Regions from separate parts of the Homo sapiens genome. Here region 1 is linked to region 2. The links are chromatin loops, found by intact Hi-C in ENCODE. Cell type or tissue: HCT116. All regions are shown on one strand. Each heading gives the region's core, and the rest is flanking DNA. Links, peaks and the distances in the headings are about the cores only.

What was found. A loop is a pair of places that touch in the nucleus more often than their neighbours do. Peaks named below come from ENCODE experiments on the same cell type or tissue, not always from the same donor. Only the 100,000 strongest peaks of a DNase experiment are listed, where the experiment ranks them.
Region 1: it touches region 2 in a loop (8-fold over the local background); 8 of 110 quality-filtered maps call a loop at or near these places.

Annotation. Positions count from the first base shown.
Region 1 is chr20:29,320,978-29,336,950 of GRCh38, reverse strand. It overlaps the pseudogene PCMTD1P7 and the pseudogene DUX4L33. Among named protein-coding and RNA genes, the nearest start is that of FAM242B, 220 kb to the left of the region's middle. In HCT116, for the core only: a CTCF peak has its summit at 8,975 (motif pointing right); a DNase peak (open chromatin) is centred at 8,730.
Region 2 is chr20:30,341,126-30,357,098 of GRCh38, reverse strand. All of the region lies in intron 1 of FAM242A (family with sequence similarity 242 member A), which reads left to right. Among named protein-coding and RNA genes, the nearest start is that of FAM242A, 13 kb to the left of the region's middle. In HCT116, for the core only: no CTCF peak of the experiment used is centred there; a DNase peak (open chromatin) is centred at 7,948.

The sequences.
Region 1 (15,973 bases), core at 4,705-12,704, 1.0 Mb after region 2:
AAAAATTGACTTAAAATAAAGACTTACATTTAATACATAAATCTTTAAAAGAAAATCTTTAAAAAAGCATATGAAAAGCCTTCATGATACTGACCTTGGCAATGTTTTTTTTAAATATGATATCAAAAATATAGCAATAAAAGGAGGCATAAAGTTGTAGTGTATTAAAGTATTGTGCACAGCAAAAAATAAGAAAACATTTAAGATGGGATAAAATATTTGCAAACTATATATGATAAGAGGTTAGTATTCAAAATATAGCAGAAACTCATACAAATCAGAAGCTAAACAATAATAATTATAATACCCAACTAAAAAATAAGCAAAAGACTAAATTTTTTTTATATTATTATACTTTAATTTTAGGGTACATGTGCACAACATGCAGGTTAGTTACATATGTATACCTATGCCATGTTGCTTTGCTGCACCCATTAACTCATCATTTAGCATTAGGTATATCTCCTAATGCTATCCTTCCCCCCTCCCCCACCCCACAACAGGCCCCGGTGCCTGATGTTCCCCTTCCTGTGTTCATGTGTTCTCATTGTTCAATTCCCACCTATGAGTGAGAACATTCGGTGTTTAGTTTTTTGTCCTTGTGATAGTTTGCTGAGAATGATGGTTTCCGGGTTCATCCATGTCCCTACAAAGGACATGAACTCATCATTTTTATGGCTGCATAGTGTTCCATGGTGTATATGTGCCACATTTTCTTAATTCAGTCTATCATTGTTGGACATTTGGGTTGGTTCCAGGTCTTTACTATTGTGAATAGTGCCGCAATAAACATATGTGTGCATGTGTCTTTATAGCAGCATGATTTATAGTCCTTTGGGTATATACCCAGTAATGGGATTGCTGGGTCAAATGGTATTTCTAGTCCTAGATCCCTGAGGGATCACCACACTGACTTCCACAATGGTTGAACTAGTTTACAGTCCCACCAACAGTGTAAAAGTGTTCCTATTTCTCCACATGCTCTCCAGCACTTGTTGTTTCCTGACTTTTTAATGATTGCCATTCTAACTGGTGTGAGACGGTATCTCATTGTGGTTTTGATTTGCATTTCTCTGATGGCCAGAAATCGTGAGCTTTTTTCATGTGTTTTTTGGCTGCATAAATGTCTTCTTTTGACAAGTGTCTGTTTATATCCTTTGCCCACTTGTTGATGGGGTTGTTTGTTTTTTTCTTGTAAATTTGTTTGAGCTCATTGTAGATTCTGGATATTAGCCCTTTGTCAGATGAGTAGGTTGCAAAAATTTTCTCCCATTCTTTATGTTGCCTGTTCACTCTGATTGTGGTTTCTTTTGCTGTGCAGAAGGTCTTTAGTTTAATTAGATCCCATTTGTCAATTTTGGCCTTTGTTGCCATTGCTTTTGGTGTTTTAGGCATGAAGTCCTTGCCCATGCCTATGTCTTGAATGGTATTGCCTAGGTTTTCTTCTAGTGTTTTTATGGTTTTAGGTCTAACATGTAAGTCTTTAATCCATCATGAATTAATTTTTGTATAATGTGTAAGGAAGGGATCCACTTTCAGCTTTCTACATATGGCTAGCCAGTTTTCCCAGCACCATTTATTAAATAGGGAATCCTTTCCCCATTACTTGTTTTTGTCATGTTTGTCAAAGATCGGATAGTTTTATATATGTGGCATTATTTCTGAGGGCTCTATTCTGTTCCATTGGTCTATATCTCTGTTTTGGTACCAGTACCATGCTGTTTTGGATACTGTAGCCTTGTAGTATAGTTTGACATCAGGTAGCGTGATGCCTCCAGCTTTGCCCTTTTGGCTTAGGATGGACTTGGCAATGCAGGCTCTTTTTTGGTTCCATATGAACTTTAAAGTGTTTTTTTTCCAATTCGTGAAGAAAGTCATTGGTAGCTTGATGGGGATGGCATTGAATCTATAAATTACCTTGGGCAATGTGGTAATTTTCACAACATTGATTCTTCCTACCCACGAGCATGGGATGTTCTTCCATTTGTTTTTATCCTCTTTTATTTCATTGAGCAGTGGTTTGTAGTTCTCCTTGAAGAGGTTCTTCTCATCCCTTGTAAGTTGGATTCCTAAGTATTTTTTTTCTCTTTGAAGTAATCGTGAATGGGAGTTCACTCATGATTTGGCTCTCTGTTTGTCTGTTATTGGTGTATAATAATGCTTGTGATTTTTGCACATCGACTTTGTATCCTGATACTTTGCTGAAGTTGCTTATCAGCTTAAGGAGATTTTCGGCTGAGACAACAGGATTTTCTAGATATGCAATCATGTCATCTGCAAACAGGGACAATATGACTTCTGTTTTTCCTAATTGAATGTCCTTTATTTCCTTCTCCTACCTGATTGCCCTGGCCAGAACTTCCAACACTATGTTGAATAAGAGTGGTGAGAGAGGGCATCCCTGTTTTGTGCCACTTTTCAAAGGGTATGCTTCCAGTTTTGTCCATTCAGTATGATAGTGGCTGTGGGTTTGTCATAGATAGCTCTTATTATTTTGAGATACATCCCATCAATACCTAATTTATTGAGAGGTTTTAGCATGAAGTGTTGTTGAATCTTGTCACAGGCCTTTTCTGCATCTACTGAGATAATCTTGTGGTTTTTGGCTTTCATTCTGTTTATATGCTAGATTACCTTTATTGATTTTTGTATGTTGAACCAGCCTTGTATCCCCAGGGATAAAGCCCACTTGATCATGGTGGATAAGCTTTTTGATGTGATGCTGGATGTGGTTTGCCAGTATTTTATTGAGGATTTTTGCATCAATGTTCATCAAGGATATTGGTCTAAAATATGCTTTTTTTTGGTTTGTCTCTGCCAGGCTTTGGTATCAGGATGATGCTGGCTTCATAAAATGAGTTAAGGAGGATTCCATCTTTTTCTATTGATTGGAATAATTTCAGAAGGAAGGGTACCAGCTCCTCCTTGGACCTCTGGTGGAATTCGCTTTGAATCCATCTGGTCCTGGATTTTTTTTGGTTGGTAAGGTATTAATTATCTCATCAATTTCAGAGCCTGTTATTGGTTTATTCAGAGATTTAACTTCCTCCTGGTTTAGTCTTGGGATGTTGTATGTGTTGAGGAATTTATCCATTTCTTCCAGATTTTCTAGTTTATTTACATAGAGGTGAATTATTCTCTGATGGTAGTTTGTATTTCTGTGGGATCAGTGGTGATATCCCCTTTGCCATTTCTTATTGCATCTATTTGATTCTTCTCTCTTTTATTCTTTCTTAGTCTTGCTAGCAGTCTATCAATTTTGTTGATCTTTTCAAAAAACCAGCTCCTGGATTCATTGATTTTTGAAGGGTTTTTTGTGGCTCTATTTCCTTCAGTTCTGCTCTGATCTTAGTTATTTCTTGCCTTCTACTAGCTTTTGAATGTGTTTGCTCTTGCTTCTCTAGTTTTTTTAATTGTGATGTTAGGGTGTCAATTTTGGATCTTTCCTGCTTTCTCTTCTGGGCATTTAGTGCTATAAATTTCCCTCTACACACTGCTTTGAATGTGTCCCAGAGATTATGGTATGTTGTGTCGTTGTTCTCATTGGTTTCAAAGAACATCTTTATTTCTGCCTTCATTTCGTTATGTACCCAGTAGTCATTCAGGAGCAGGTTGTTCAGTTTCCATGTAGTTGAGCAGTTTTGAGTGAGTTTCTTAATCCTGAATTCTAGGTTGATTGCACTGTGGTCTGAGAGAGTTTGTTATGATTTCTGTTCTTTTACATTTGCTGAGGAGTGCTTTACTTCCAACTATGTGGTCATCTTTGGAATATGTGTGGTGTGGTGCTGAAAAGTGTATATTCTGTTGATTGGGGATGGAGATTTCTGTAGATGTCTATTAGGTCCACTTGGTGCAGAGCTGAGTTCAATTACTGGATATCCTTGTTAACTTTCTGTCTTGTTGATCTGTCTAATGTTGACAGTGTGGTGTTAAAGTCTCTGATTATTATTGTGTGGTGGTCTAAGTCTCTTTATAGGTCACTAAGGACTTGCTTTAGGAATCTGGGTGCTCCTGTATTGGATGCGTATATATTTACGATAGTTAGTTCTTCTTGTTGAATTGATCCCTTTACCATTATGTAATGGCCTTCTTTGTCTCTTTTGATCTTTGTTGGTTTAAAGTCTGTTTTATCAGAGACTAGGATTGCAACCCCTGCCTTTCTTTGTTTTCCATTTGCTTGGTAGATGTTCTTCCATCCCTTTATGTTGAGCCTGTGTGTGTCTCTGCACGTGAGATGGGGTTCCTGAATAGAGCACACTGATGAGTCTTGACTCTTTATCCCATTTGCCAGTCTGTGCCTTTTAATTCGAGCATTTAGCCCATTTACCTTTAAGGTTAGTATTGCTAAGTGTGAATTTGATCCTGTCAGTATGATGTTAGCTGGTTATTTTGCTCATTAGTTGATGCAGTTTCTTCGTAGCCTCGATGGCCTTTACAATTTGGCATGTTTTTGCAGTGGCTGCTACCAGTTGTTCCTTTCCATGTTTAGTGCTTCCTTCAGGAACTCTTTTAGGGCAGTCCTGGTGGTGACAAAATCTCTCAGCATTTGCTTGTCTGTAAAATATTTTATTTCTCCTTCACTTATGAAGCTTAGTTTGGCTGGATATGAAATTCTGGGTTGAAAATTCTTTACTTTAAGAATGTTGAATATTGGTCCCCACTCTCTTCTGGCTTGTAGAGTTTCTGCTGAGAAATCAGCTGTTAGTCTGATGGGCTTCCCTTTGTGGGTAACCCGACCTTTCTATCTGGCTGCCCTTAACATCTTTTCCTTCATTTCAACTTTGGTGAATCTGACAATTATGTGTCTTGGAGTTGCTCTTCTCGAGGAGTATCTTTGTGGCGTTCTCTGTATTTCCTGAATTTGAATGTTGGCCTGCCTTGCTAGATTGTGGAAGTTCTCCTGGATAATATCCTGCTGACTGTTTTCCAACTTGGTTCCATTCTCCCTGTCACTTTCAGGTACACCAATGCAACATAGATTTGGTCTTTTAACATAGTCCCATATTTCTTGGAGGCTTTGTTCATTTCCTTTTATTCTTTTTCCTGTAAACTTCTCTTCATGCTTCATTTCATTCATTCCATCTTCCATCGCTGATACCGTTTCTTCCAGTAGATCACATCGGTTAATGAGGCTTGTGCATTCGTCACGTAGTTCTTGTGTCATGGTTTTCAGCTCCATCAGGTACTTTAAGGACTTCTCTGCATTGGTTATTCTAGTTATCCATTTGTCTAATTTTATTTCAGTTTTTAACTTCTTTGCCATTGGTTTGAACTTCCTCCTTTAGCTCAGAGTTGTTTGATCTTCTGAAGCTTTCCTCTCTCAACTCGTCATTCTCCATCCAGCTTTGTTCCGTTGCTGGTGAGGAGCTGTGTTCCTTTGGAGGAGGAGAGGTGCTATGATTTTTAGAGTTTCCAGTTTTTCTGCTCTGTTTTTTCTCCATCTTTGTGGTTTTATCTACGTTTGGTCTTTGATGATGGTGACGTACAGATGGGTTTTGGTGTGGATGTCCTTTCTGTTTGTGTTTTCCTTCTAACAGTCAGGACCCTCAGCTGCTGATCTGTTGGAGTTTACTGGAGTTCCACTCCAGAACCTGTTTGCCTGGGTATCAGCAGCAGTGGCTGCAGAACAGCGGATATTGGTGAACCAAAAATGCTGCTGCCTGATGGTTCCTCTGGAAGTTTTGTCTCAGAGGAGTACCCGGCCGTGTGAGGTGTCAGTCTGCCGCTACTGGGGGGTGCCTCCCAATTAGGCTACTCGGGGGTCAGGGACCCACTTGAGGAGGCAGCCTGCCCATTCTCTGATCTCAAGCTGTGTACTGGGAGAACCACTACTCTCTTCAAGTCTGTGGGACAGGGAGAATTACGTCTGCAGAGGTTATTGCTGTCTTTTGTTTGTCTGTGCCCTGCCCCCAGAGGTGGAGCCTACAGAGGCAGGCAGGCCTCCTTGAGCTGTGGTGGACTCCACCCAGTTCGAGCTTCCTGGCTGCTTTGTTTACCTACTCAAGCCTGAGCAATGGTGGCAGCCCCTCCCCCAGCCTCACTGTCACCTTGCAGTTTGATCTCAGACTGCTGTGCTAGCAATGAGCAAGGCTCCATGGGCATGGGACCCTCCGAGCCAGGTGCAGGATATAATCTCCTGGTGTGCTGTTTGTGAAGCAGGTTGTAAAAGTGCAGTATTAGGGTGGGAGTGACCCGATTTTCCAGGTGCCATCTGTCACCCCTTTCTTTGACTAGGAAAGGGAATTCCCTGACCCCTTGTGCTTCCCAGGTGAGGTGATGCCTCACCCTGCTTCGGCTCATGCGCGGTGTGCTGTTCCCACTGTCCTGCACCCACTGACCAGCACTCCCCAGTGAGATGAGCCTGGTACCTTAGTTGGTAATGCAGAAATCACCCATCTTCTGTGTCACTCACGCTGGGAGCTGTAGACTGGAGCTGTTCCTATTCGGCCCTCTTGGCTCCACTGACCGAGACTAAATATTTTATACAAACATATTCAAATGGCCAAGAGATATGTAGAAAGATGCTAAACATTACCATTCATGAGAAAATTGCAAATAAAAAGATACCACTTTACAGCAGTTGGAATGGCTAATATCAAAAAAAGAAACATGACAAGTGTTAACAAGGATGTGACAAAATATTTCTGTACAGTCTTAATGAGTTGCAGACTGGAAGAGTCATGAAAATTAGCACACAGTTTATTTTAAAAAATAGAATATCGTACAATCCCGAAATTTCACTTCTCTAAATAAACAAAATAAAATCAGCATCTCAAAAATTATCTGCACTCCTGTATTCAATGCAGCATTATTCACAACTGTCAAGGATATTTTTTTTTAAAAATGACTTATCTGTAGATGCTGAATGGATAAGGAAAATGTGGTATAAATAGACAACCGAATATTATTCACCCATAAAAAAGAATGAAATTCTGCTATTTCAACAACATGAATGGACCTGGGTATATTATGCTACGTAAAATAAGCCAGGCACAGAAAGACAAACACTGTGTGTTCGCACTTAAATGGAGAATTTAAAAAGCCTGAACTTATAGAAGCAGAGAGTACAATGGTAATGACCAGGCCTGGAGGTAGAAAAAATGAGAAGGTGTTCAAAGAGTACAAACTTTCAGTTATAAGATAAATAAGTTTTGGGGGTCTAATGTACAGCTTTAAGATGTAGTTAATAACAGTGTTTTGTATGCTTAAAATTTGCTACAACAGTAGGAGACCTCAAATGCTCTCACTACAAAAAACATAACCATGTGAGGTGACATAAATGTTCATCAACTTAATTGTATTAAACATTTTACAATATATATCTATCAAATTTTTATAATGTACACAATACATAATTATGCAATTTTTATTGGCCAAAAAATTAATGTTATGTACACATGCATATATTCATATAAGTGTGTATATAGACATATATAAAACATATACATATATATCAATTACATATGTTGTTATGTATATAATTGTGTGTGTGTGTATGTATATATATATATATATATACACACACACATATCAATGACAAAATCCTAGTAAGCTTCAAACTAAGCAAGGCAAAATTGTAAAATGATAACTATTTAAAAATCAGGAAACAAATGGGTATTTAATACATGCTCAACAATATTTTGAGTTCCTCAATGGCAAAGTACACGTTTTAAATGTAGAAAGTAGATACATTAAACCATATTACAGTTTAGGAATTATGGCACAGAGTGTTTACAGTATTAGCCTCAATACATACCAAAAACTTAAAATTTTGAAGTAAAATAACATTTGGTTTTATTATATGGGGCAGATGCTTAGTATTCTGATAAAATTATTGAGTATGAATTTCTGTAGAATCACTTTTGAAACCTTCACAGGATATGAAATTATAAAGCAGAAAAGTTACGACATCTGGATATGGTGTTTCTGTGATTTCTAAACCAAATCCCAATATCTCCACTGCTCTCACACATTTTAGACAAGACTCAAAATGGAAATTAGAAAATGCTTATCATAGAGTTCCTTAAAAATCACAGACAGCTCCATGTCCTCAAAAGCAATAAAAGAGCAAGCAACCATGTCCTCCAGTCCCTTATAAGCCATGCAAAGGGCTTTGATTTTCTTTGTAACCTAGAAGAATGATCGTTGAAGGGGAAGTTCAGTCCTAGAAAATTGAAGAGCATGGGGCAGAGGATGTCAGTCTTTAACGAAAGCAAGAGAAATAAATCAGGGCTTCTCAGAAAAGATTTCCATTGAAGCATAGCTTCGCAAACCACACTTTAAGATCTGGCTTTCTCCTTGACCTTTGGACATCTCATCTCTGTCATCTGCCTTATTCACTCCCACCTATTTGGATGTTTGGCTACTATCCCCTGTCTCTTCACACTCTGGGGCTTTTTCTTTTACTCAATATAGGTGATCAGGTTTAGCTTAGAGAAGAGCCAAGGACTCTGTATTAAAAAAATTAATATGACTTATGCTGTGATTTTCCAATTACTACTTAGTATTCTGCTCGGTGGAAAAAAACAGAACATTATAAAAGAGTCTAAAAATGTAATACCAAATACTATTTCCACACAGAAACGTTATGATATTTAAAAACTTTTCTAAATTTGTGGATCCTTAGCTCCACAACCCAGTGCTACTGAATCAAAACTTGGTGGTGGTTGGCTGGTCATGGTGACTCACACCGCCGATCACAGCACTTTGAGAGGCCAAGGCAGGCAAATAACTTAAGCCCAGGAGTTTTAGGCCAGCCTTGGAAACATCGCGAGACCTAGTCTACGGGTTGAAGGTGGGGAGGAGGGGGAAAGGTGGTGGTAATGGGAGGTGGTAATGCGATTATAAGGTGTGGGCAACCATATTTTGTGCCTCTAAATTTGTGGAGTTACCACTAATCTAAAATTAAGGATACAGATCAGCTGAAGAAAGAAAAAGATTTATGTCGAGATGAAACTTCCTCGTGGGGGTCTGCAGCGGCAATACCGCCAGATGGCAGCATCCCACCTCTTTCGCCTGGCTGCAGCCCCACCAGGAGCCCGGCTCCAGCCGGGGCGCTGCAGCAGGTACTAGACCTGGAAGGCACAGGCGCGGATTTCCTGCCCTCCGGGGTGTCTTCCTGCTCCCCGGACCCCAGGCAATTCAACTCATTCATCAAGCGCCGCCGCAACCATCCAAGTTGGGGCAGCAGGTCCCACAGTCGCCAGCCAAGACCTCCGCTCCAGAACCGGTGGGCTGCTTTCCCGGGGGAAGGACATTGTCTTCGCCAGCCACGAAGAAATCCGTCCCTGTGCACCCTGTTTCCCATTGCCACCAACGTCGTGTAAACTCTAGTCCCGAGGACACGAGAGAGACCCAGACCTGGCCCCGTGGACACGCTCGGTGCCACGGCTTCCACCAGATGGACCGGTGCACTCTACAAATCTCGGGGCCCACCGCATCAAGGAGACAGAAAGAAGCAAACAAAGGAAGGACCCTATGAAACGCACCCCCAAAGCAACCAACCAATCCAAGAAAAAAAAAACACGTCTCAGGGCTCCGTTGGTTTTCCCGCGTGGGTGGCCCTGACCCCCTGTTCTACCCTGGCCCAAGCACCCTCCACCTCACCCCGGCCTGCTCAAAGTGCCCTGTCTACCTGAGCAGAGCCTCCCTCTCCAAGGCTCTGTCTCTCTCTCTCTACAACTCCCTCACCCTCTCTCTTTCTCTACTTCCCCCTCCAACTCTCGCTCTTCTGTCACCTTCTGTCTCTCTCCCCCTCCATTTTTCTCTCTCTCCCCCCATTTGTATCTCTCCATCCCAGTCTCCTTAGCTCTCTTTCAAGCTGTGTCTGTGTCTTTGTCTGTATGTCCTTGTGTGTGTGTCCGTGTGTGTCCGTGTGCGTGTGTCCATGTGTCCGTGTGTGTGTCTTTGTGTGTCCATGTGTGTATGTCCGTGTGTGTGTGTCCATGTGTGCCTGTGTGCATGCACCCATGTGTACCTGTGTGTGTGTCGGGATGGGTTTGCTCGTGGTAGTGGTGGGGTGTGTCTGGGTGTCCCTCAGCCCCTCTTTCCCGGGGATCAGGCTGCCAGGGCTCTAGTGCCAGCGCGTGGCAAAGCAGTGCCTTCCTGTCCCGTTGGCCACTGGTAGGTCCTCTTCGGGACAAGCGACGATGGTGTGGACCTTGTGAGAAAAAGGGCCCGCAGGGCTGGGCTGCTGTTCGCCCCTGGGCAGCCCTGACGGCTCTGGGTGTGTGGGCCAAGAGGGGGCCTTGCAGGAGGGGTGCGAGGGATCCAAAACAATTTTTCCGCTGCAAGGCGGAAGACCAGAGGGGATCCCAGGACTGTGGGCCCCGGGCCCTGACGCCTGCAAGCACACCCTGTCCTGAGCCAGCCAGATGTGTTGGAAACTCAGGAGCTCGCGAGCCGGGGGAAGGCCTGGAGTGCCAGCGAAAGGGAGGCCGCCTGGTGGGCCTTGAGCCTGGGCAGGGGACTGAGGCATCACGGCCTGATGAAGGATTCCTGTTTCCTGCAACATGGGGAGTCTCCAAAGTGGCCTGTTTGGAAACCAAAGGAGAGCGAAGACACGATGCTGCTTTTCCACGCTTCGCTGGAGGTTTCTGTGCCCCACAGAGCTCGGGAAACAAACAGTCAACACGGTCACGCTTTCGGGGGCCAGAGACACGTGAGCAGCAGGCCCACTTGCAGAGGGCAAAGGAACGTGGAATCCGGAATCATGGTTCACTCGGCTTGAGTGTGACTCCTGTGTGGATGGGAGTATCTGCCTCGCGCTCTGTTGCAGGCTCAGCGTGGGGATATGTCATCTGTGAACCATGTGGATGAAAAACGGACAACCATTCGAGTCTCGGCTCTGTTCTTTGGGGAATTCGCTCATTCCTTGGGAGGCGGAATTCCTCTGAATCGCTCCCGGATGAAGTAACCCAGGCTGGCAATCCCGAGGGTCGGTGAGCGCACCGCCAGCCGACGAGGCTGTGGGCTGAGCACTCAGCCTGCACTGGGCACCCAACATTTTCCCGGAGTTCGAAGTCCTGCTGGTCCTGGAGGCAGAAGACTGTTTTTCTCTTTGCCTTCCTTTCTCTGTTTCTCGCTCTTTTTCTCCCTCTGTCCATCCTTCCCTCTGTTCTTCCTTCTCTCCCTCTCTCCCTCCCTGTCTCCCTCCCTCCCTCTGTTCTTCTCTCCTTCCCTCTTTCCCACCATGCATACCTCCCTTTCTCCCTCCTTCCCTTCCTCCCTTCCTCTCTTTTTCTTTCCCTCCCTCCCTCCCTCCTTCCCTTCCAAGGTCCGTCCTTTCCTCCCTCTGTCCCTCTCTCTCACTTTGTCTCCGTTCCTTTCCCCATCTCTGCCTGGCCTCCCTCCCGCCTGGAAAGGGCAGAACCACGGTTTGCGCGAGATCTCGGGGTCTACATTTAGTTGCTGGGCGCTCCACGTGATGCCGAGGAGGATGGCAGGGCACGGGTGGGCGAGGGAGGGTGGAGCGGGGAGGTAGTGGAGTTGAGCTGCGGAAAGGAGAGCAGGGCTGGCCGCTGCCCGGGTCGGTATTTCCCGGGATGAAGGTCTCCGCCTACACCACTGAAGAACATGGGGGCAGGGGGGTGTACTGCGTGGGGGGGCGGGGGAAGGGATGAGAGCCCTGCCTGGGCTGATCCCAAACCCTAGCCAGCTGCCCGCGGACCTGCGCATGCGCAGTAGACGGCCCATCTCTGAGTACCTGGGCTGGCTCTGAAATCCTTGGGATGCTCAGGAAAGAATGACAGCCCTCCTTTCTGTGGAGTCTCTCGCCGGGCCTGGACTCAGGGATCCTAGACAGGTCAGCTGGAAGGGAAGACACAGGTCTCCATACGGAGCCAGAGGTTCACCACGAAAGAGGAGCCACCGCCCTGCCCCCACCCGGTCCCAACCCCCGTCCTAAAGCTCCTCCAGCTGAGCCCAGTGTTCTTCCTGGCTGAGGAGTGGTTCCAGAAAAGCGGGCTCTTCCAAGTCCTTCAACTCCCCCAGCGGCTCCATTGCTAGGAAAGGTTATGCCTTTTGCTGAAATTCTGGGGTCGACAGGAACTCATATAACAGGGTGGATGCGAGTACAGATGAAGACTCCAGCTCCTGGAGCCGTTGGGAGGGTGCCTGGATGGCTTACATCTGCTTCTGACACACAGAGGCCTCCATGAGCGCGAGCTGCGGAGGTAGATGTGCCTCCGCTTCGCATTCCCACGCGCCCTGGCGACCTGTGGACCCTGGCCCCAGCCCCAATACGGACTCATGTGGGACGTGTGAGGCGCAAGCACACCTTGAGCCTCAGTGGCCCAAGCTATCCCATTGAGCTCGCACCCAGAAAGCCACCGTACTGCGGGTCCTAGTCCTCCTGCCATCTGTTCGGATGCAGAGGTCACCCAGGTGTCTGAGGGTGGGACAGCGCCACTTCCGAAGGAGCCAGGGCAGCAAACCCAAAATCCCCGTGTGCCACGGCAGGTTGGGAGATTCCTTCTGCTTGCGAAGCCTGGCTGGGCTGCAGCAGAGGGGCGACCCTTGCTGTCTGGCTCACGAAAGCCCCCTGTTCCCCACGCCCTGGCGTGGGTGAAGGTGACCAAGGAGAGAGGGTGGCACCCGCTGTGGGCCGCGTTGCACAGGCCGCCTGCGTGCGCGAGTTCCCTGCCACCCTGGCCTGGATGCCTGGACCTTCGATTCTGACACGAAATCTGAATCCTGGACTCCAAAAGGCAGGTCTCTCTGGCCAGTTCGGGTACGGGTTCTGCTCAAAGCACGCTGGCAGGGCATCTTTTTCATTCAGGTTACAAACGAGTCTCCTTTGCCGTCCTCGTTCTCGGGCTTCCGCGGGGAAGGGGCTGTCAGAAGGTGTCGGGAGAGCCATCACGAGGGCACCTGGCCGGAATTTCATGGATAGACACGGGCAGAGAGAGGCCGGCGGCTCCAGTGCACCTCAGTTGGCCTCTGTGTTGCACGCAGGTCCAGGCAGGAGTCCAACCCCGCCAGTGGCCCTTATAAAGACCCACCAGCTTCACCCCTTCATGAATATGCATGAGCACCCAAGGGCCCTGGGTAACCCGCCCTCCGAAGGTCCCAGAAACCACAGACACAGGGCCTTGTGTGGTAGGTGAAGGTGGGGCCAGATCGGCAGGGAAAGGGGGGCTTCTGGGGCTGGCTCTCTGAGTTCTCCACAATTCTACAGAAACTAGAAGTTTATCTCTGGGCTCACACAAGATTTCAGGGAGAAACCACCCTGGAAGGGTGGAGTGTGGAACTGAACCTCCATGATAGTCTTGAGTTTTCCAGACCCTCTCCCTGAAGGTGGCAATGCCTGTGGGTGTCGCCGTTGCCATGATAGTCTCACACACGCAGGTGTGTGGATCTCATTCATTTTCTTTTTTTATTTTCATTTTTTATTTCTACCTCTTAAAGTCAATGATAAAGTCACAAGTGTAAAGTGATTGCATTTAAAAACATAAAAGATGCATTTCAATGACAAGAAATATGCAATGATCATGAAAATCTACTGTACACTTTGCCAAGGTCAAAGAATGAAAGACAATATTGAAAAGCCATTCTTCAAATATATCCTTAACAAAAACTCTCTCCTACATAGTAAAAGCATCATCTAAACAGCAGCTCCAACCAAGAAAAAAATAAAAAATAAAAAAAAAATAAAACAGCAGGATAGATGGGACAGATAACTTTCCCCAGGTTTTCCAGATAAAAACATGTGGTCACCAGGAATTCAAGGTAACTTCAAAAGCCACATTTAATTGAAAATAAAATGAATATTTCTGACAGATGACAACAGCATGATACTGATTTTTTCTTTCCTAGATACAAATGATATGGGGCATTTCTTAACAGTTTAGTAATCATCTAAGAATAACTGTAGAAATAATCCCAATTCGACCATCCCAGCCACTGGTATAAAACAAATAACCTTCCATTGATACTGTCTTTCACATAACTAAAATATCCTCACTTACTTGGAACAGTTTCATGCTTACACATGATCACAAACACTTGTTTTTAGATGTTGTGGAATTATTGGAGCTGAGATTTTTGAAACAATATATGAATCTTAGCAGAGAGCAAATAATCCTTTCACCATACATTGATTGGGCTTCCTTAACCAAATCTGAGCAACTACTATAATAATAATGCTAGTGGTAATCCCTGATACTCTCAAATTTTTCCCTTTAAGAAATATATAATCCATGTAACTCTAGCAAATACGTTGCATTGCACACTTTCTTAACAAGGAATGGCTGTTTTCAGGCCTTATTAGGAAAACAAAGAAACAAACAATGGCAGTTACTACCTGTTTTTTTATCACCGGTAAGCTACAATAATGCTCAAATATGACAGTATAATTGTATGATATTAAGTAAGAAATGAAAACCATTATAGTTTTACCAAAAGAAACATAAAAAAATATAGGAAGAAGTCAAATGAGCATGGCGTAAGTCCCAAAGATTACACTATGATTCTGAACAGGATTTTCTAAACAAAGGGTATCTACATACAATTTCTGTGAATATTTCTTGTACTAGAAATATCCAAAGCAAATGTAGGCTCAGCCCTACCTTGTCAAAGATAAATATTCAGATAAACTAGAAGTTCCATCTGCTAAAGTGCATACACTGAGCAGCTCTACCATGGCCCTGCTACTTACAGCCGTCTAAGAAAGTGGCTTTACTCATGCTCATTCACTCGTTCTGTGGCCTATCAAGAGTCACACATAACAATGGTTTTGCTTTTTTAAAAAAACAAATACTTTATACAGTGAAATACAGAAAAAACAATTCTAAATATACTTTAAAAATTCTAGAGAGTTAAGGTAACCTCATTTTTTAAAATATTGAAAATGTAAAGGGTCCATATAAAGAGTTGTATTAAGTATATATTTCCTATTTTAATAATTCACTTGCTGCCCTCTTAAAATCTCTATGAGAGAAGCAGATATTTTACTCATGTCTTTTGGCAAGAGATTCAAAAGCAAAAGTAGCAGGGCTGTAAAATTTCATAAAATTTGTGGGATTTTTTAAAAGCTAAATTATTCAATATTTTGAATTGTTATTGCACTCATATATTGCCCGGAATATATATACAGCAACCCAGCAATAGTGATTGCAACAAAAGTAAGGTAAATAGATCTACAAAGCATTTGATTTCCTTATTAGATAAATGAAGTTTTCATTTATCTAATAAATTCAGATCAGGTTACATAAGCTTAACAATTATTTAAACCTTATATAAAATTAAATCTAACCCTCACCCCTACAGTTCTGTAAGGAATCACTGTCAGGAATCTACAGGACTTGGCTCGTATTTACATTCGACGCACACTTAGAAATTTCATAAATGATGAGATGCAGGCCAAGGGGATTCCTCAAAGGGCTCCACCCAAAAGGAAAAGAAAAAGAGTTAAACAGAGAATTACCACTTACGTATTTGTGGGTAATCAGCTTATTCCTCAGCCTCTAGACAGTGAGGAGGATGAAAAAATGGAAGAAGATAACAAAGAAGAGGAAGAAAAAGATCACAGTGAAGCGATGAAGCCAGAAGAGCCACCTCAAAATTTACTGACAGAAAAAATCATGAAGCTGACTCTCCCTGAATCTTTAAAAGCTTACTTGACATATTTTAGAGACAAATAACTTAGATCAAGAAGAAAGAATGCCTACTGATAATTCCTTTAGTCTTGAAAATGTAGCATTTGTTAGGAATTAAAAGAATTATTTATTTCATCAGAGCAAATTATAGTGGAAAAAATATCTACTTGTTACTGTCAGTAACATAAATGATGTATTGAGTGAATAAAAGAATCCCTTTTGTAAAATCTATTTTTCTTTAAATCTTGGAAAATTGTTGTTTCGCCTCAGAGTGATTTCAAAGTGGAATGTAACAGTAGTCAAGACTTGTGTGCTATAAATCCTTTTCTGATTCCTTACGGATCTCGTTCATTTTCATGTAGAAAACGAGAGCGAAA
Region 2 (15,973 bases), core at 4,176-12,175:
TTCCTTTTCTGTCTTTTTAAAGATTTTAGAAATGCAGCTTCTTCTGTGGGCCACTAGGTGGAGTACTTCAGAGCAGGGTTTGTGGGAGTACAAAGCTAACTTCTGCTGCTTTTGCTTGATGCTTCTGCAGCTCCCTTGACTACTGTGGATGATAAGTAACCATTTTCTTCCTCTTCTTTCTTTTTTCCCCTCACTCTTTGGAGTGAACTTGAAACATTTAGGAAGTTTGTTCATCAACGTATACCGTGTTTATGAAAATCTGGCTAAGATAATATGGTAGGACTCCTTTGGTTATAAATAATAGAATTCAAACTCAAACTGGTCTAAGCCAAAAAATATATATTAATTTGTGGACTCGTATAATGGAAAAATCCAGGGTATAGCTTCAGAATGGCTGAACGCAGGGACTCAGGACTTGGCTCCTCTCCTCTTCCTTGCTTTTTCCTTCCCCATTGATTTTATTCTCAGACAAGTTTTCCCTTTGTGCTGCAATGTGGCCATCATCACTCCTCCAGTTTACATTTCCTTAGTTCCATAGCCCCAGAATAAAGCAAAAACAGAAACACTTCTAATAGTTTCAATAAGAGACTAGAGATTGACTTTGGGTGTGAGGCTTGGATTTCATGTCCATCTCTAGTTTCATCTGTGCCAGGATTAGAAGTCTATTCATTGGCCAGGCCTGTGTCACGAGCTCATACAGGGTTTCCACTGTCCACACAGTGCTTTGCAAGTATTAGAAAATGGCTCCCCTTTCTCCAGTTAGATGCAACCTTGTATCGGTGCATGTGGCTTGGAGAAGAACATGCAGGCTGGATTTCAACCCCCCTTTCTCCCTTAGCTGGGTTTCTTCCTTGAGTGAACAACATACTTGTTAGTAGCTGTCCTGTGCTTATTCCTGAAACTGGGGGTGAAATCAGCCCCCACGCGAAAACTGAAGGACAGAAGGTGGCTTCATCTAGGGTATCAGATAATGGCTAATAACAAAGGGAGGGGACAGTGGGTGCTGTGTAGGCAAAAGGAGCAAAAAATAATCCTAACCTGTCTAGACTTCATCTCAGAAACCATATGCAACCTTCTTCAATGGAAATATTTAACACTTCAGGAGTGCCAAGAAGGCTATAAGGAGCATATCTCTTAAGGACCTAAGTTAGGGCATTCTAGAATGTATGCTTTATGGATTTACCTTATAAATATATAACATTGACTAATACACACAGAAAATATATTGCAGAGTAACATAGATGACAGAACTTGAAATACATGACATTCTACCACAGTCTATCATTATTTTCCAACTTATCAAAAGACTCAGAGGATCTTTTTTTTTGTATTGATAAATTTCTAGCCAGAGCCCTATTTACTCGTGTCTTGAACAACAGAGTATTTGCAAATATATCTGAAGAAGGAAGAGAAAGAAAATGATTCCAAAAAAGCTGATAACATTAAGACAGCTTTTTATAGAAGATGTAAATTTGCAACCACAAATTAAAAACTTATAGGAGATACACAAAATGTGAAGAAAAATAAATGAAACCAAACCACTACAAGAAATAACCAAACTAAGAAGACAGCAAGAGAGGAAAAAAAAAAAAAGAACTGCAAAACATATGAAAAACAATTAACAAAATGCAAGTTACTCCTTACCTATCAACAATGACTTTAAATGTGAAAGGATTAAACTATCTAATTAAAAGACATAGAGTGGCACAATGCATAAAAGATACTCATCAGTACATATTTATAAGGGAGTCAATTTAGATATAAAGATATATAGAGGCTCAAAGTGAAGGGATGGGAAAAGATACTCTATGCAAATGGTAACCAAAAAAGAGCAAGGGTATCTATATTTAGATCAGAAAAAATAGACTTGAAATCAAAAACTGCCACTAGAGACTAAGAAGGTCATTATATAATGATAAAAGTTCACTTCAATGGGAAGATTGTAAATATATATCCACCCAACATTAGAACACCTAAATATACAAAGTTAATATCAACAAAGATAAGGGGAGAAATCAGTAACACTAAAATAATAGTAGGCAACTACAGTACCCCAAATTCAATAATGGATAGAACATCTAGGCAGGAATAAAAAAAAAGAGGAAACAGCTGACTTGAACAACACAGTAGATTAAACACTGACATATACAGAACTTTCCATCCAACAGCAGCAGAATATATATTCTTCTCAAGTGAACACAGAATATTCTCTGAGATAGATCAAATCTTAGGTCACAAGGCATCCTACAAATTTAAGAAGTTTGATATAATGCCAAGTATCTTCTCAGACCACAATGGAATAAAATTAGAATTCAATAACAAAGAAAACAGAAACATTTACAAAAATGCAGAAACTAAACAACACACTCTTGAACAACCATTGGGTAAAAGAAGAAATCAAAAGGGAATTTTAAAAATATCTTGAGACAAACAAAAATGAACATACAACTCAACAAAACTTACAGGATGCAGCAAAAGAAGTGCTAAGAGGGAAATGTTACAGTGATAAATACCTACATTAAAAAATAAGAAAGATCTCACTCGAACAACCTAACTTTGCAAATAAACAATTAGAAAAAGAAAAACTAACTAAACCCAAAGTTAGCATAATGAAGTAAATAATAAAGATTAGAATATAAATAAAATAACTATAAAATAAAAAACAATAGAAAAATCAAGAAAACTAGAGTTGAATTTTTGGAAATACAAACAAAAATAACAAACCCTTAGCTACACTAAGAAAAAAAGAGAAACTCAAGTAAATATAATCAGAAATGAAAATGGAGACATCATAACAAATGTGCAGGAATACAAATGATTATAAAGGACAATTAAGCAATTATATGACAATAAATTGGATAACCTAGAAGAAATGGATAAATTCTTAGAAAGATGCAATCTACCAAGGTGGAACAAAAAAGAAATAGAACAGACCAAAAGCAAGCAAAGAGATTTAATCAGTAATCAAAAATTTCCCAACAAAGAAAAGCCCAGGTGCAGACGCTTTCATGGGCAACTTCTACCAAACATTCAAAAAGAACTAACACCAAAACTTCTTAAACTCTTCAGAAAAAATAGAAGAGAGAATACTCTCAAACTCATTTCATGAGGCCGATGTTACCATGACTTAAAAGCTAGACGAAGACAACACAATAAAAAATAATTACAGACCAGTATCCTTAATGAATATAGATGCAAAAATTCTCAATAAAATACAAACTAGCAAACTGAATTCAAAAGCACATTGAAAAGGTCATACACCATGACCAATTGGAATTTATGTATGGGATACAAGGATGTTTCAATGTGTAAAAATTAATAATGTGATATACCACATTAACAGAACAAAAGATAAAAATAACATTCCAATAGATGCAGAAAACACATTTGACAAAATTCAATATACTTTCATGATAAAACTCTCAACAAAATAAGTATACAAGAAACTTACCTCAACACTATAAAGGCTGTATATGAAAAACCTATATCTAATATTATAATCAATGGGGAAAAACTGAAAGCTTTTTCTTTACTATCTGGAACAAGACAAGGATGTCTACTCTCATCACTCCTATTCAACATAGTACTGGAAGTCCTAGCCAGAGCAATCAGGCAAGAGAAAAAAAAGGCATCAAAATTGAAAGGAAGGATATAGTTACCTCTGTTAACAGAAGACAGGATTATTATACATTAAAACTCTAAAGACTCCACAGAAAATGGTTAGAAATAATACAGTCAGTCTTTCATATCTGCTGGGGATTTGTTTCAGGACCCCCTCAGATAACAAAATCTGTGATGATCAACTCCCTCATATAAAATTGTGTACAGTTGACCCTATGTATCCATGGGTCCACATCTGTGGATTCAAAACACCACAGATGGAAAATATGTACAAGTTAGGTTCATGGTTGATTGAGTTAATGGTTGCAGAACCCATTGATATGAAGGACTGACTATATAATAAATATACTAAAGTTGTAGGATACACAATTGACATACAAAAATCATTGCTATTTCTAAACACTAACAATGAATTGTCTGAAAGGGAAATTTAAAAAACAGTGTCAAATAAACTACTTTGGAACTAACTGACCAAAGAAGTGAAAGACTTAAACAGTACAAATTATAAAAGATTGATGACAGAAATTTAAACCAAAGTAAATTGAAAGACAACCCATGGATTGAAAGAGTTAGTACTGTATTATTAAAGTGTCCATATTACTCAAAGCAATCTACACATTTAATGTAATCCATATCAAAATCCCAATGGTACTCTCACAGAAATAGAAAAAAATGATCCTAAAATTCATATAGAATCACAAAAATCCCTGAGTGGCTGAAGCTATTTTGAGCAAGAACAGAGCTACAGGTATCACAGTTCCTGATTTCAAATTAAATTACAAAGCTGTAGAAAGAAAAACACTGTGGTACTGGCATAAAAACAGACACATAAACCAGTGAAACAAAATAGAGAACCTAGGCATAACCCACACATTTGCAACCATTGATCACCCTGGAAGGTGACAAGGAGACACTATAGGCAGAGGATATGCTCTTGACCAAATGGTGTTAGGAAAGCTGGATGTCTACATGTAACAGAATGAAATCGGATCCCTAGCTCACGCCTTATGTAAAAATTAACTCAAAGTGGATCAAACGTTTAAATGTAATCACTGAAACCACAAAACTCCTGGAAGAAGACAGGAGAAAACATTCTTGACATTGGTCTTGGCAATAATTTGTTTAGATATGATTCCAAAAGCACAGGCAACAAAGGCAAAATAGATAAATGAATTACATCGAACTAAAAAGCTTCTGCACAGCAAGGAAAACAACTAGTGAAATGATAAGGCCACCTATGAAATGGGGAAAATGTTTGTAAACCATATCTCTTATAAGGAGTTCAAAAAATAAGAAGGACACACACACATCAATTCCAAAATTATAAATAACCTAATTTTATTTTAAGGCAAAGAACCTAAATAAATACATCTCCAAAGAAGAAATTCAAATGGCTAACAGGTATAAGAAAATGTGCTCAACATCTCTAAACTTCAGAGTAATGCAAATCAAAACCACAATGAGATATCATGTCACACCTGTTAAAATGGCTATTATCAAAAAGAGAAGAGATAAGTGTTGGTAAGAATGTGGAGAAAAGGAAACCATTAAACACTATTGATGGGAATGCAAATTAGTAAAACACAGAAAACAGTATCGAGGTTCCTCCAAAAAAAATGGAAAATAGCACTGGCCTGGTGTGATGGCTCACACCTGTAATCCCAGGATTTGGGGAAGCCAAGGCAGGAGGCCAGGAGCTCCAGACCAGCCTAGGTAACATAGCAAGACCCCATCTCAGAAAAAAAATTAAAATTAGCCCGATATGGTGTTGTACACCTGTAGTCCCAGCTACTCAGGAGGCTGAGGTAGGAGGATCGCTTGAGCCCAGGAGTTCAAGGCTGCAATGAGCTATGATATTGCCACTGGACTTTACCCTGGATGACAGAGTGGGAACGATTTCAAAAATAAAAAAAAAGAACTACCACATAATCCAACAATTTCACTTTTGGATATATGTCCAGTGAAATTGACATAAGAGTCTTAGAGAGGTGTCTGTCATCCCGTTCATTGCAGCATGACACACAATGACCAAAATATGAAAATAACCTAAATGTCCTTTGGCAGAGGAACAGATGAATGGGTAAAGAAAATGTGATGTGTATACATAAAATGAAATATTATACAACCTTAAAAAAGAAGGAAATCCTTCTATTTGTGAAAACATGGATGGAGCTGGAAGATATTGCGCCAAGCAAAAATGCAAGACACAGAGACAACTACTTCATGATCTTACTTACATGTGGAATCTACAACAGTCAAATTCTTAAAAACGGAGACTAGGACAGTGGTTGCCAGGAGCTCAGGGAGGGGAAATGGGGTGATGTTAATTAAATTGTGCAATGTTCAAGTTATAATAATTTCTGGAGATATAATGCACAACATGGAACTACACTGTATCATATTCTTGTGTTCTGCTAAAGGACTAGATCATAAATTAATTACTGTCAACACACACACAATGGTAAATATGTAGAGATAATATGCTAATTTGCTTGATCATGGTGATCCTTTCAAAAAGTATAGAAATATCAAAACATTAAGTTACCTTAAATTTATACAATTTGTATATGTCATGTTATTATGATAAAGCTGTTAAGAAAGATTTAGTAAATCATGTCTACAACCTGGGAACTTTCTCATGACAGGGAGGGCTGCAGTAGGAAAATGGAATTTTGCAACAAGGATAGGGTGAGGGACATGGGAAATGGTTGATCAAGTATTTAAGAAATGACCTGGGTGGAAGCTACATCAAAGGGTATGAGCTTTAGCGCATCAGTCCGTAAACTTTTTGGTTTCAGGAACACTTAACATTTTTAAGAGTTATTGAGGACCCCAAAGAGCTTTTATTTATTTGGATTATGTCTATCTATATTTATCATATTAAACATTAAAACTGAGAAATTAAAAAAATAATATACTTATATGTTTACGTAAATCACATTTTTACTTAAAATTATCATTTTTAAGCAGTAAAGTTGGTGAGAACAGTGACATTGTTTTATATTTTTAGGTATGTCTTTAATGTCTGGTTTAATAGAAGAAGACTTGGTTCTCCTTTCTGCTTCTATGTTTAATTTCTTGTGACATCCCACGTCAGGTAGCTGGGAAACTCCAATTATACTTGTGAGAGAATGAAAGTGGAAAAGGTAAACAAAACCTGTGTATTTTTATGAAAAGACTTTTGCCCTTGCAGAGCCCCTGGAAGGGACTCAGGGACTTCTCAGGGTTCTCTGGCTCATGTGTTCATAGAGTAGAGGGTAAGTCCGCAAGAGAAAGCAGTGATTGGCTGTGGGAGGTCTTGCTGAGAGGTGGTAGAAAAGAGGTTGGATGTGGAGAAAGTATGGTCCTTGTTTTCATTTCTTTTCCCTTTCCTTTGGCCTCTTGTTGCTGGGATTTCCTCTTTAGATGACCGTATCATAAATTAGAAACAGCATTAATGAACATTCTTGATACTGCCTAATGAAAGTTTTTGTTTTGTCTTCCTGAGTCTTGATACATTTCAAGAAGTCTTCTATCTCATTTATTTTTCCCACCCAAATTTGGAATTTAGGAAGAGTCGATATAGCTATATTTAGATGATTTATCTCCCTGAAGACATTTTGGGATCATTTATAAATCTCTATAAATAATGCTCTGATGTCCCTGTATTTTGTTTAGAGACTGGGTCTTGCCGTGTTGTCTGGAGTGGAGTGGCTCGAGCGTAGCTCACAATACACAATACAATCAAACTCCTGGGCTCAAAGTGATCCTTCCACTCAGCCTCCACAGTAGCTAGGTCTGCAGGTGTGTGCCAGCACGCCTAGCTTTTGATTACTATTATCATTTTTGTAGAAATGGGGGTTTCATTATGCTGCCCAGGCTGGTTTTCCGACTCTTGGCCTCAAGTGATCCTCCTGCCTTCCGTCATCTGAGGAGCTGAGATTACAGGTGTAAGCCACCATGCTGGTCCTGATGTCATTTAAATACAAACATGATACTATATTCCTTGTAGAAAGTGCTACATAAATATAATTTTTTTGAAATAGGGTCTTGCTGTGTCACCCAGGCTGGAATGCAGTGGTATGATCACACTCACTGCAGCCTGGACCTACTGGGCTTAAGCAATCCTCCCACCTCAGCCTTCCAAGTAGCTGGCTCCTGAGTTATGAGCCACTAAGCCCAGAGAATTTTTCAATTTTTGGTAAAGATCGGCGTGTCACTGTGTTGTCCAGGCTGGTCTTGAACTCTTAGGCTCAAGTTACCCTCCGCCCAGGTGTCCCAAAGTGCTGGGATTACAGGCCTGAACCACTGCACCGGGTCCTAAAAATTCATTCACTTTCTTTTTTTGTCCACAAGGTACTGCTGTTTCCCTTCTAATAACATGAGACCGCTCACTTGAGAACATCAAGAACACGACATTCTCTAAAATAAATCACAGTAGTTCCTTTCCCATAACTATTAAGTTTTCAAGGTGTTATCAGGTTTATTTCATAGAAAGAATGTGTAAAATTTTTCATGTAGAAACATAATCTTTTAGCAATGAGTTAGTTAAAAAATTGGCATTGTCAGAATGAAGATTTCCTTTTCCCTATAATTTTATTTATTATAATTATATTTTTAATGATATGAATTGCTTTATAAAAACTCATTACATTATATACCCAATGACTGTGAAATCGTCTGCTTTGAAGCACAGTAAAATCATCAATCAGCATAGTGGGTCTAACACAGTTCCTTCCATTTTAAGAAAGCTATTTACACTCCAATTTGCAAGTTGGACTTTACAAAAATTAAAACATTTATAAAATATACTAACTATGATTGTTTTAAAAAGTAATGTTTTTTTATGGTAAGGAAATAAATTGAAGCTTTGTGTTGGAAAATGCAGAAAACAAATCGGCATTCTTTATAAATAGATCTTACTGCTGGTTTAGAAATTACCTTATGTGCTTTATAGATGATGGAAAATGAAATCAGCTGCAGTTAGCAGTGTGCATGCATCGTATTTGCTTTGTCACTTTCAGAAAGGTTATGGAATATTGGCAGGTCAGGATTCTCAAAATGATAAGTTCTAAGAAAAGGCTAAATGAAAAAGAATTTTAAAAGCAAGCCTAGTTGTTTAATATATACATGGACGAGTTATGGGGAAATCCTGGACTGGGAGCTAGCAGATCTATGTTCTGACTTTTACTAAGTCATTGGCTGCTACAGCAGGCCAAGCAGACATAACTGCCAAGGCTGCCTGGGAGTTGGGTTGATTGGCAATTGGCACAGGGAGAGAGGACAATTGCCAGAGTAATGGCCAAATATTCAGGTTTCATGTTCAGTGAAGCAGGACGTGCATTTGTATCCCAAGGGCAAAACTGACGCTAGAATCTGGGCCTCCTGGCTGAATCTGAGTCCACAGTCTGATGAGTAGGATGAAGTAGTCTCAGAAATCCAAGCCAGCCAGAACCCATGAGGTGTGCTCTGCAGATATTGGCTGGTGAGCTGCATTAAGATGTTTCATTCCATTGAGCAAACATTCTTTGGTTGGTTAGGTTAGCATCCCACAAGAGCAGAGACAAATTCTTCAGAATTTGTCCATGAAGCTATAGTCCCAGAGCTTATATTTCAAGGGAGGAGGGAAGAAACAGCATCTCAGGATGGTAGGTGATTACAGCTAAACTGAATTCTGAAAATAAAAGGAGCCCTATGTCTTTGTCTGCTCAGGCTGCTGCTACAAACAACTGTAGACTGAGTGGCTTAAACAGCATATACTTGTTTCTCACAGTTGTGGGAATTCAATGATTAAAATCTGGACCAGCAGAGCCAGTGTCTGGTGAAGGCCCTCTTACTGGTTTGCAGGTGTTCTTGTTGTATCTTCACATGGCTGAGAGAAGAGGGCTCTAGTCTTCTGCTCTTCTTATTAGGATGCTAACCCCATTGTGGGAACTCCAACCTCATCAAAATCAAATTACATCCCAAAGTGCAGTGCACAGCATCTAATCTAATCAAATCAGTTGTCCCTTGAATAAAATTCTAGCTCCTATAACAAGACTTCAAATTATGACTTGGTTGTTGCCAAAACTGTCTATCTGGATTTGCTAGAAATCAAATATACTTGAATATTTCCTCTAAAGATTTTCTCATTCCTACCCTATTGTTTATATTTACAGAATTCTTAAATAATTACATATACAAGGCTTCTATTAGCTCTGACAAGAGCTTCTATTAGCTTTGACTATCGCAAGCAGCTTTATAGCACTGTAGGTAAAAGCATGTGCTTTGAAATCATACAATAAATTTATTAAATGCTAAGCACTTTATATTCACTATTTAATTTTATCATCTTAATCACCTTCATTATTAACTCCATTAAACCCTATTTGTTGGCTACTTATATTATTCTGATTTTGCAAATCTAAATTTGAGAGGCTTTCCCTATGTCACATAAGTTAATAAGTGGCATAGCTGGGATTTGAATTAAAGTCTACCTGATTCCAAGATCTATTTACCATTGTTCTACAATATGTACTTTTTAGGTCCCTGAGGATGCTAACAGCCTTTCTTTTGAAATCTGCCTTCTTTCTGGATAGCAGCTTTATTAATATGTGATTAGGGCACCATATTTCAGGCAACAAATTCTTCGAAATCTTTCATTTCCATAGTGAGATAAGGATCAGTTCTGTGGCATTGTCAGCCAGAAAACATCATTTGGAGACAATCTTGTACAAGAAGTAGAAGATACAGCTGGGGGCCTGCGGAGGACAGAAAGCTCACAGCTTCTGTCCATACCCCTTTCACTTCCTCCTCAAGGAGATGGACCTCTGTGGTTGGTCAAGCTTAAGGATCTTTTATGGGCCACAGATAATGGTGAAATCTTCCTAACTCTAGGTGAAGATTAATGGGCAAGTTGGAGAGTTAAGGTAGCTTGTGGCTGCTCCTTTTAGAAGAAAGTCTGATCATTGCTCTCTTATTTGTGGAACCCTTCTGTTCCCCCAAATGCTTGATAAGACATGCCTGAGGACCAATCCTGTGTCAGTAGACTTCATATCTACTCTCTTCTACCAATCACACAACTACAGACAAATAAGAAAAATAAAACAAAGCTCAGACACACTCCCCTGGCATGGAGGCCACTCTCTGGCTGGCTGCTTTTCTCTACCCTGGCACCTCCTGGGCATTTGGCTCTTTCTTAGATCAAAGCGAGACATGGGTTTGGGATTAAAGAGAAGTAGGTGAAAGGGGTCTCTGGCCTGTTTTGGCATTAGACCATGTAAATAACAGAGTTCTGGCTTAAGCTCAGCTCTGTAGAGCTTTCTCTGTGTTTGGGGAAAATCTCCGATAGTAATGAAGTGATATTTTACTGTGCTTCGTTTTCTGTACATATATCTCTTTCTTAGGTATGTTGTGAGGAGATTCGTTCCCTGGACGAATATATTTCTCAAATAATAAGACTTGAAAGTCAAAATGATGCCTCAATCCATGGACTACAGAATAGATGTTGTGTTGGCAGGCATGAAACCAGCATGTGTTTCCCTGTACATCTCCATTAGAACTCTTTAGTCACCAGGTACATTGTCAAAAAGCTGAAGTATTTGAAGTGAATCTTTTTTTCTGAGCTGTAGGTCTCAACAGTGAGATTAAAATACTCAGTAACCCATGCAGTAAACAGCTCTGATATCATCCAAGTGTTGTTGTTCCATTTATAGAGCAGGGGTAGTGTAGATTTAGCATAATTCTTAAGAGGTGCCCTAGGATTTATGGAATAACAAATGAGCATTGGCTTGTAACAAGACAGTCAGCCTGTCCTTTAAATCTTTTTCTTTTTCTTGCTATAAGGTCTCACTCCATTACCCAGGCTGCATTGCAGTGGCATGATCTTGGCCCACTCCATACTTGACCTCCTTGGCCCCACAATCCTCCCACCTCAGCCTCCTGAGTAGCTGGGACTAGTAGCATGCACCACCATACATGGCTTATTTTTATTTATTTATTTATTTATTTTAGAGACAGGGTTTCACCATGTTGCCCAGGCTGGTCTGAAGCTCCTAAGCTCAAGCCATTCCCCCACTTCAGCCTCACAGAATGCTGGGATTGCTGGCGTGATCCACTCTGTCTGGCCTCTAAATTCGTGTTATGGAGACTCATTTTCATGGTTAAAATGTCCTGAATTGACTGTGGCCTGTTGGGAGGTGGGATGGAGGAAACTACTTATGGAAAATGAAGAAGAAAGGAAGCACACCAGAAGCAAGAAAGTGTCATCAATTTTTACATCATGGACTCCATGATAAAAAGAAAGTACAGGTGGCTTGTTATCAAGGCTGACCATTGGACTGTGGACTGCACCTACATCTACCAGGTTCTTCTGCATAGTCCCAGTTTTAAATTTTTGACCTGATATTCATGAACACAGTGCTACTGGTCAGACCTTTGTCCAGGTTTAAGCTTCAGAACATAATGTCTTCATGCAGTGGGAGGCCTGGTTAGGGTTATGACTCTGCCCTGGGGCATCTGCCCCTTCTGACCTGAAGGTAAACTTGGCATCTACTACTTACCTCTACACTTGAACAGCCAAGGATGGGCTGAGCACAGAGGCTCACATCTGTAACTCCAGCACTTTGGGAGGCCAAGGCAGGAGGATTGCTTAAGGCCAGCAGTTCAAGACCAGCCTGTGCAATATAGTGAAACCTCATCTCTGTAAAAACTAAAAAAACCGAGGATGGTGGGTGACAGGGAGCAGTTCAACATGGGAAACTGAGAGCTGGAAGGACCCTTAGACCAGCCCCCCATTAACAGATGAGACTCTACCCTGAGATTATAGCCTAAGGTAATGCATTGAGCTTTTCTAGAGATTTGAAAATAATCAATCCTAAAACCCCCAAGCATACTGCTAATGTTTGCTATTGAATAATGTTTTCTAGTCTGGGTGTGGTGGCTCCTGCCTGTAATCCCAACACTTTGGGAGGTTGAGGCAAGTGGATCACCTGAGGTCAGGAGTTCGAGACCAGCCTGGCCAACATGGTGAATCCCCGTCTCTACAAAAATACTAAACATTAGCAGGCCATCGTGGTGTGCGCTGGTAATCCCAGCTGCTTGGGAGGCTAAGGCAGGAGAATCCTTTGAACCTGGGAGGTAGAGGTTGCAGTGAGCCAAGATCACACCATCGCACTCCAGTCTGGGCTACAAGAGTCAAATTCCATCTCAAAACTAATAATGATAGTAATAATGTTTTCTACAAGCAAGGAGTTACTTTGTACTGTGAACTGGTGTGAAGGGATCCCCCATGTGTAAGCTTTTGGATTGATGACAGTTATTTCTAGATCACAGAGGTGGGAATGCTTGTTGATCATCTTCTGTGTTCTTTGTTATATTGATTGATTTTTTAAAATTAGCATTTTTATAACAATAAAGTCATAAAAATAAGTAACTAAAATAAAGTAATCTAAAAAGGCCGAGCATGGTGGCTCATGCCCAAAATCCCAGCAGTTTGGGAGGCCGAGGTGGGTGGATCCCCTGAGGTCAGGAGTTCAAGACCAGCCTAGCCAACATGGTGAAACCCCATCTCTACTGAAAATACAAAAATTAACCAGGTGTGGTGGCAGACACCTGTAATCCCAGCTACTCGGGAAGTTGAAGCAGGAGAATCGCTTGAACCCAGGAGAAGGTGCTTGCAGTGAGCTGAGATTTTGCCATTGCACTTCAGTCTGGGTGACAAGAGCTAAACTCCATCTCAAAACAAAACAAAACAAAAATTTAATGTAATCGAGTTGAATATTTAAACTTTTAATTGACATTTCAAATTAGATTCTAATTCCACTTAAAAGAGCATCTCATAGAAGCAAATGTACTCAATTATATTAACTCTGTGGTTTCATTTAAGCAATTTGTTTTGTGAAGGGACACAAAGCCAACCAGATTTTAACAGTGTATAAATATGTATTTATTAATTTAATTACAATGACAATACTCTCAACTCCCCATTTGAATATAGGAGAGAATCTGATCTGTGTTCTGGGACAGCATGCACTATAGGTGTGTGGAAATACTGATGCCCTCAGCTGTGTGGCAGGCTCAGTGGGACCTGGAGTGCAGGAGCCCCTGGGCCATTCACCTCTGGCCACAAAAGTCATTGTCCATTTACCCCCAACTGCTATAGAAATACTATTTTCAGTGGTTGTTATGATGCAAAAGAAAAGAAGAAGGGAGATTTATTAAATTTTTACATGTAAGATATGTTAGTAAAGAAAGTCTACTTTCTTCTGGCTTAACTAAAAATCTATACTAGTATTTATGCCTTTTGGAAATTAGAGATGTCAATTTAAATATTATGAAGCAAAGCAACTGAGTATTAGGTAAGACAGCCAAATACAACTGCAGAATTGTAGAGGTTTTGTGTTACATGTATAAGAATATTTCATAGCAATAATCTTTTAAGACTCTGAAGACACTCCACAGTGAAGCAGAAATTAGAACAGAATTAATAATACTGTGTATGCTCTCAGTTCACCAATTTATCAAAACTAGCTTTATGATTCAGGAGGGTGTCTGCTCTTTTGCAATTGGAAGAAAAGAAAGAATATTTTATTTTTTGACTCTTTAGATTTTCTTCACTAACAGTATTTCCAAGGCTAAGTAAGGGGGTTGCAAGTAACACCAAGAGAAAAAAGCAGTCTTGAGCAACTTTTTAAAAATGGTCTTAAAATATGGAAAATGAAGCCAGGTGTGGTGGCTCACTCTTGTGATCCCAGCACTTTGGGAGCCTGAGGTGGGAGGATTGCTTGAGGCCAAAAGTTTGAGACCAGCCTGGGCAGCATAGCAAGATCCCCATCATTGCAAAAAACAATTTTTAAAAAAAATTAGCTGGATATGGTGGTGCATGCCTTAGAGTCCCAGTTACTTGGGAGGCTGAGGTAGGAGGAGTTCTTGAGCCCAGGAGTTCAAGTCTGAAGTGAGCTATCATTGCACCACTGTCCTCAAGCCTGGGCAACAAAGTGAGACCTCTGCCTGTCTCTCTCTCTCTCTCTCTCTCTCTCTCTCTCTATATATATATATATATATACACACACATATAAATATATAATATATATAATTTCCATATATATATGTATATATACATATATGGAAAAGGGAAGGGGCCAATAATATCAAAGACATTGAAGAAAAGGAAAGATTTGTCCTGCCAAATATCAGGACTTTTATAAAGCTACAGCAATTAAGACAGTGTGGTCCTCACTGATACACTGACTAGTGAAACAGAATAGAGTTCCCAAGCAAATCTCCACAAATTTAATCTTCGATATGTGATGTAGGTGACATGGCAGATCAGCAAGGAAAGAAAGGACTTTTCAATAAATAGAATAGAAAAATAATGGTTATTGATATAAGAAACAAAATGAAATTATATTCCTACTTCATTCTATATACAAACATTAAATTCCAGATGGACAAAAGACTTACATGTCAGAAAAAAACTTTAAAACTTTTAGTAGAAAATGTAAGTGAATGAGACACAAAAAGCCATTTAACCATTAAAAAAGAGTAGACATTTTGACTATCACAAAATTAAGAACTTTTTACATCAAAAAGTGGAAAGATAGGCTGGGTACAGTGTCTCAAGCCTGTAATCCCAACAGTACATCACCTGAGATCAGGAGTTTGAGACCAGGCTGGCCAACATGGTGAAACCCCATCTCTACTAAAAATACAAGAAATTAGCCAGGTATTAGTGGCAGACACCTGTAATCCCAGCTACTTGGGAAGCTAAGGCACGAGAATGGTCTGAACCCGAGAGGTGGAGGTTGCAGTGAGCCACTGCACTCCAGCCTGAATGACAGAGCGAGACTCTGTCTCAAAAACAAAAAATAGAAATTAAAAAATAAAAGTAAAAAAGTGAAAAGATAAACTATAAATTAGAGAAGATATTTGCAGTAACTGAAACCTACAAAAGATTAATATCATATCAACTAAGTATAAGGAGCTCCTATGAATTAATTTTAAAAATAGCAACCCAACAGAAAATTGGGAAAAGACATTAATAGGGATTTCACAAAAGAGAAAGCCTGCAAAACATAAAAATTTTCTCAACCTCATTAGTAATCAGGGAAATGCACAAGATACTTCACATCTATTCTCTCCACAAATATTAAGAAGTTTGACAATACGAAATGTATTAGTCCATATTCACACTGCTGATAAAGACCTACCTGAGACAGGGAAGAAAAAGAGGCTTAATTGGTTTAAGGGTTCCACATGGCAGAGGAGGCCTCAGAGTTATGGCGGTGGATGAACAGCACTTCTTACATGGCAGTGGCAAGAGAATATGAGAAGGAGGCAAAAGAAGCAAAAGATGAAACCACTGATAAACCCATCAGATCTTGTGAGATTTATT